Linked DNA regions of Mus musculus: region 1 is linked to region 2. A link is a loop called in an ENCODE intact Hi-C map of the cell type or tissue named here. Cell type or tissue: left cerebral cortex. All regions are shown on one strand. Links, peaks and the distances in the headings refer to the core of each region. The heading gives the core; the rest is flanking DNA.

Region 1 (2,913 bases), core at 276-2,775, 130 kb after region 2:
CCAGAATCCAGATACTCAGGTTCATTGTGTATAAAATGGTGGCATATGTAGAACTTAAAGCACATTTCCCTACATGCTTTAAATTTATTTATCAAAAATTATTTTATAAGGAGTAGGGTATGTCCCTGGCTGTCCTGGAACTTGCTCTGTGGGCCAGGCTGGCCTTGAAATCACAGAGATCTGCCCCTCTCTGCCTCCTGAGTTCTGGGATTAAAGGTGAACATTACCATGTCTGGCCCTGGGGGACAGAGTTTTAATGCAAGGACTCAGGAGGCAGATGCAGGAGGACCTCTGTGAGTTCAAGGCCAGCCTAGTGTGCATATTGAGTTCCAGGCCAGCTAGGGCTACCGAGTGAGATCCTCTAAAAAAACATTAGTGTACATTAATTGGAAATAAAAGAATGCCTTTCACTGTGACATCTTCATATGTGTAGGCCAAGCACTTTATCATATCATCTCTCAGTGACACAGAGTCTTGAACACAACTTGGGTGCTGTCACACTGCTTTGTTTCGTGGATAATGATAAGAAAAAAAAATGACATGTTCATGGTCCAGGGAGATGACTCAGTGGGGAAAGGTGCTTGCCACCAATCCTGACAACCTGAGTTTAATCACCAGGACCCACGTGATGGAAGGAGCGAGTGGGATTCCAGATGAGTGTGGCTGTCCTCTGATCCAGATGCATGCCACGGCATGCCCAGTGCCTACCCCTGGCAATAAATAAAATGTAATAATAATGAAAAAGACACCTTTAGTAAAGAGACATTTCTTTTCCTGGATATTTTGCCCAAGATTGGCTTATGATTGGCTAACTCGTAAGTTGCACACCCCAGGATGCAGGCTCGCTCTGCTGCGCTGAGTGGAGTCTGAAACTGTAGGCCTTTTCCACACTCTGATTTCCTTTCATCTCCACAGAAGCTCTTTGGTTCATTAGCAGTAATGTGATGTTCTCTATTCTGTGTTGGTTTTAGAATTCTGTTGCTCTCTAATGCATTTGCCCATGATGTGCCTGTGGGGTCTTCAGAGACCCACAAGGGCAGCTTTCTCCACCATGCCTACCATTCAGTAGGTGACAGGAAGCCTGCCCTGGAGCATGCGAAGGGTGACACTGTGCACTCAGAGGTGGATTTGCTAAAGAGCCGGGACTGGAGTCCTGTCCAGGTTCCCACTATGCAGCTGTCTGAGGCTTTTATAATTAACGCTAATGGCTGAGCCGTCATGGCTTGTTTAAATTACCCCAAGAGGAACATCAGGTCTATTAAAGAAACCTGATTGTAGCTGCCCACCTGCTCTATTCAGGGACATGCATCTTTTGTGGGAATTCTTCTGGGTAATTAAGAGGGTCTGAAAAGCTGGTTTTATAGTCATTGATTGAACTGTAGATAACAATGAAGTCAAATAATTTTTTAAAAAGCTGTTTCCATCTTCATAAGCATATGAGGAATTTGAATTAGAAAGAGTTCTCCACGTGCTGCTCAGGCATCTGGGGGGAGGGCACATATGGCCTCTGTAAGAGCTCTGGACAGGTTCCCACCATGGGTGTCTAGTGAGCAAGGCTCTGGTGGTTTGCAGGGCTATCTGTATCCCTCTCTTGGTTTGAGCCCACACAGGAGCTGCAAGATCTGCAAAGAGCTGCACCCACCTCCTCTGCAGACTCGGAAGCTGCGTGAACAGAAGACCAGTGTCACAGCCAGAGTGGCTCTGGTCTGAGGATGTGGGTCTCCCGTGCAGGCTTTGCCACCAGGTTGGATATCTGTAGATGTAAAGAATTGGTGCAGTTTGCTTACACGTGCAGGTGCTATGCCCAGTGCTGGTGTGGCAAAGGGACAGGGAGGGCCCCCGTTTATGTGGTCGAGTATCATATTTTATAGCACCATGGGCACTTGGAGGAAAGAAAGACAGGATGGTGTCCCAAGCATGGGAGCTGCATGCACAAAGGGCACAGACAGGTGTAGCTAGCAACAGCAGTAAGTGCAGCCAGCAAGGGCTTTGGAAGGCTTTATGGAATAATATCTAGAGTTTGGAATTTATCCAGTGAGTCCTGGATGCCACGGTAAAGGTTTAAAAAATGAGAGCATGTTTTAGCTTTAAACTTAACACACAGAGACACAAACCTATGCACACCCATGCACACGCACAGACACACACAGACACATACATGTGTATACACGCCGACACACAGACACACCCGTATCCCTATGTGATCAGTTCCAGGTGGACAGTGAATGGCACTCATGTGTGTCACATAGCACAGCTGAGAGCGAGCGGCACAGGGTGTTTATTTTTCCACTCATCTCCTGAACTTGCTAAGCGTGACTGACGCCCTCTCTCCCCACCCCCACCCCCAACCTTCCACTATCATTCTGTCTTCTTTCTCTCTGAATCTGACTGCGTGTGGAGCTATGCCTAAGAGGCTTAGGTGTAACTTCGGAAGAATCTTCACCAAATCACTGAGAGGCACACCCGGGGCCTCGAGTGTATGTGTGCTTTCGACTGGCGTGCTTCACTGAGGGCTCCTCCGTACAGCACATCTCAGAATTTCCATTCTGTTCGTTTGGTGTGCTTGTGTGTCTGTCTGCCTCTGTCTCTGTCTCTCTTTCTCTCTGTGTATATATGTGTGTAGGGTAGAAGCCAACACTGTCTTTTTTTTTTTTTTTTTTTTTTTTTTTTGGTTTTACGAGACAAGAGTTTCTCTGTGTAACCCTGGGTGTCCTGGAACTCACTCTGTAGACCAGGCTGGCCTTGAACTCAGAAATCTGCCTGCCTCTGTCTCCTGAGTGCTGGGATTAAAGGCATGTGCCACCACTGCCCAGCTAACACAGAGTGTCTTTTGAAGTCACTCTCCACCTTGTTTTTCTGAGACCAGGTCACCATCTCAGTGAGCCTTAGAGCCAGTCCTAGACCTAAGACTTA
Region 2 (2,913 bases), core at 183-2,682:
GAAGAAAATTACTATTTTAAGTCCAAGGAGGACTCTTCCTCCTCCTCTTCTTCCTCTTCTTCTTCCTCCTCCTCTTCTCCTTGAGACAAGGTCACTCTCTCTAGCCCTGGATGTCTTGAAACTCAAAATTTAGAGATATTTGGCCTCAAACTTAGAGATCCCCGTGCCTCTGCCTCCTGAGCGCCAAAATCAAGGGCGCATGTCACCACTCCTGGCCTCAGGAGTCTGTTTTTTATCACTAGTCTCAAGCATGAATTTACTACTTTCCTTTAACCTATTTTATTTGCCATATCTCTGATGTCCCCTTGAGGGAGGGAGTGATTTTATTACGTGAACACACAATGTTGTGTTGATAGTAGATGAATCATGACTCCATAGAGAAGTTAAGTTCTATAGGCCAGCTCCCAGGGCTGTAGGCCAATGCAGATCAGAGTGGGGAGAAGGCTCAATGTCCTGGACTCTAGCTGGGCCCATGAGCTCATTCCAGCACTTTTGTGAGGTTTTCTCTCCTGTCCTAAGTCCTCCATACTGCTGCCTGTTGTAGACCTTGTGTCCCAGGCTTCTGCTGCCAGCTCTGTGTGTCTCATCACCAAACTGTGGTCAGCTTCGAGCTCTCATCTGGTTGGGTTGTGTCTGTATCCACCAGGCTTCTCTTCTCAGGGTGTTCCCATGGCCCTGCCGTGGTTTGTCTCCCAAGGGTTTATGTGATGAAGGTTTTGTTCCCAGTGGGATAGTACTGAAATGTGGTGGGGCCTTTGTGTGAGAATGGAGGCAAGTCTCTTGAGGTGGGCTGGGTCTCAGGAAATTCCATACAGCAGGCTGCTATGACTGAGCCTGGCTCCTCCCTGGTCTCCTACTCCCTCTCTAGTCCTGCATCTCAGTCTCTTCCCTGCTGCCCCTTCCATGTGGTGCTATGTGCTATGAGGGTCACACTGCTTCCTTGGAGTTCAACAACCACGAGGAATGAGAGCCCGTTTTCCTCTCTAAGATACCGAGTCTCCGTTATTTGGTTATGGCAGCAGTATCTAGTCCCTCAGCAGCCTTTCTTATCCTCCGTGTGTGGAATATCCGCTCCATAGAATGTGCCTAGTGTTCTCAGTGGCTCTAAAGCCCAGCGTTTCTTAGTCCTAAGTGTGTACCAGAATCATCCGGTGGGCTGGTAGGCGAGTTAAAGACTGCACTGCGCTGAGAATTTTTGGGTTAGTGGATCTGGGGTGAGGCCTGGGATTTTGTCCATGACATCAGCTATGAGGCGATGCTCACACTGCGGATTGGGAAGCAGTGTGAAACCCACTGACCGAGGCCCCGAGCGAGCGGGGAACCAAATGCGGTTCACTCCTTTTGTCTTTCATTTCTGAAGCGTTAATTGAAGCAAATTTGAAGCCAGGAAATTGTGTATGCTCTGATCTTTGCCAACTTGGGGATCGTACTCACAGCCAGTAATCTGAGCTGTTGCACGGGGAGAAGGGTGGGGTTCCTGGGAAATACCACACATGGACGGGTACATCTAACTTAGCTGCTGTTGGGAGGCGAGAGCCTGCTGTTCCAGTAGATAAACATACTATGTCATTGTGACCGATATGCTTTCTTCCCTGTAGTTGTTTTTCTCACTAAGCAGAGTAGACTCTGGGACTTAGCTGGAATCTGGCGCAGTCACCCAGAGAACACAAATGTCACACACACTATGAGGTTCAGAAGGACCTCGGAAGAAGAAGATCGAAGAACTTCAGATATCTCAAATGGGCAAAGATGGAAGTAAAAAAAAAAAATCCAGGTAGCCTGCCTCGCCGCACCCTCAGTTAGCAGGAGTTACTCCAGCATTGCATCTAGGTCCAGAGGTCCCTCTGGTGATCCTCCACCTTCCTTCACTGCCTTCTTATGCAAATGAGCCCTCACAAGTCACATACTATAGATGGCCTGGTATACTGGCTTGGTATTCGAAATAACTTAAATCTCAAACATGTGTTAAAATGTGAAACTCCACTAAGGTGTAGGAGGAAGACACAGGATATAGTAAATGCAAGTTCAGGGTTCTCATAGCAACCATGGAAACATATTGGAGCACCCTCTTCCTCAACCTGGCCCTCCTTCAGCTCTGCCTGTCTCCAGGAAGGCCACCATCTTCCCTCTCACTGCACAAGCCAGAGAATGGAGAGGAATCCTGGCAGGGCCGCTCCCTCAGCAGACCTCCCGCTAAGAGCACGCACACACTCACACACAGGCAGCTGACAAAGGCCTCTTTCTTTAGCTCTCAGTCCATCTGCCATCCGCTATCTCCCCCATCCCCCTTCATCTGGGCTTGCAGCATCCACTCTGGTCCCCACAATCTGTTCTGCACTTGGCAAAAAGAGTGTTATGCACTTGTGTGTCTATTGATTATCTATCTATCTATCTATCTATCTATCTATCTATCTATCTATCTATCATCTATCTGTCTATCAAAAGCACACCTGTGCTAACAGAATCATAGAAGCATGGCAAAAGATTCTCTGCCTCATACACAGTGAAGCAGACTGGCTCCAGGACACCCTGAGCTGCTATTTCTTACTGACCAGATTGGCAGAGATGAGAATGGTTTTATAACACTGTTGATGGTTGGGGGGCAGAGGGAGTGGTCAGCAGACACTGTTATATGAATCATGGCCCCTGAACGGGGAGGTTTCTGGTCCACAGTACTGTTGCTATGGTAGTTGGCAAGTTTGGTCCAAGTTACACATCCTGATATGGCTTGACCCACTTCTAGGTACTTATAGGGTAGAGTGTTTGTGATGACAACAGTTCGTAATGCACGTGGGTATAAACAATCTAACAGTGAATCACGAGGTGCTGGGTGGAGGGCACATCTGTTCATGGAATTCTATAGAGCTTTAAAAACACCCAAAAAAATCGTCTATGTTCCTTACCATATATGGG

What was found. A loop is a pair of places that touch in the nucleus more often than their neighbours do. Peaks named below come from ENCODE experiments on the same cell type or tissue, not always from the same donor. Only the 100,000 strongest peaks of a DNase experiment are listed, where the experiment ranks them.
Region 1: a loop joins it to region 2, with 3 times the contacts of the local background. A loop is called at or near these places in 2 of 42 quality-filtered maps.

What each region holds. Positions count from the first base shown.
Region 1 is chr7:64,578,922-64,581,834 of GRCm38, forward strand. All of the region lies in intron 2 of Apba2 (amyloid beta (A4) precursor protein-binding, family A, member 2), which reads left to right. Among named protein-coding and RNA genes, the nearest start is that of Apba2, 78 kb to the left of the region's middle. In left cerebral cortex, for the core only: no CTCF peak of the experiment used is centred there; a DNase peak (open chromatin) is centred at 1,580; H3K27ac peaks cover 1,910 bases.
Region 2 is chr7:64,449,431-64,452,343 of GRCm38, forward strand. No RefSeq gene overlaps it. Among named protein-coding and RNA genes, the nearest start is that of Apba2, 51 kb to the right of the region's middle. In left cerebral cortex, for the core only: no CTCF peak of the experiment used is centred there; DNase peaks (open chromatin) are centred at 1,490 and 2,237; H3K27ac peaks cover 872 bases.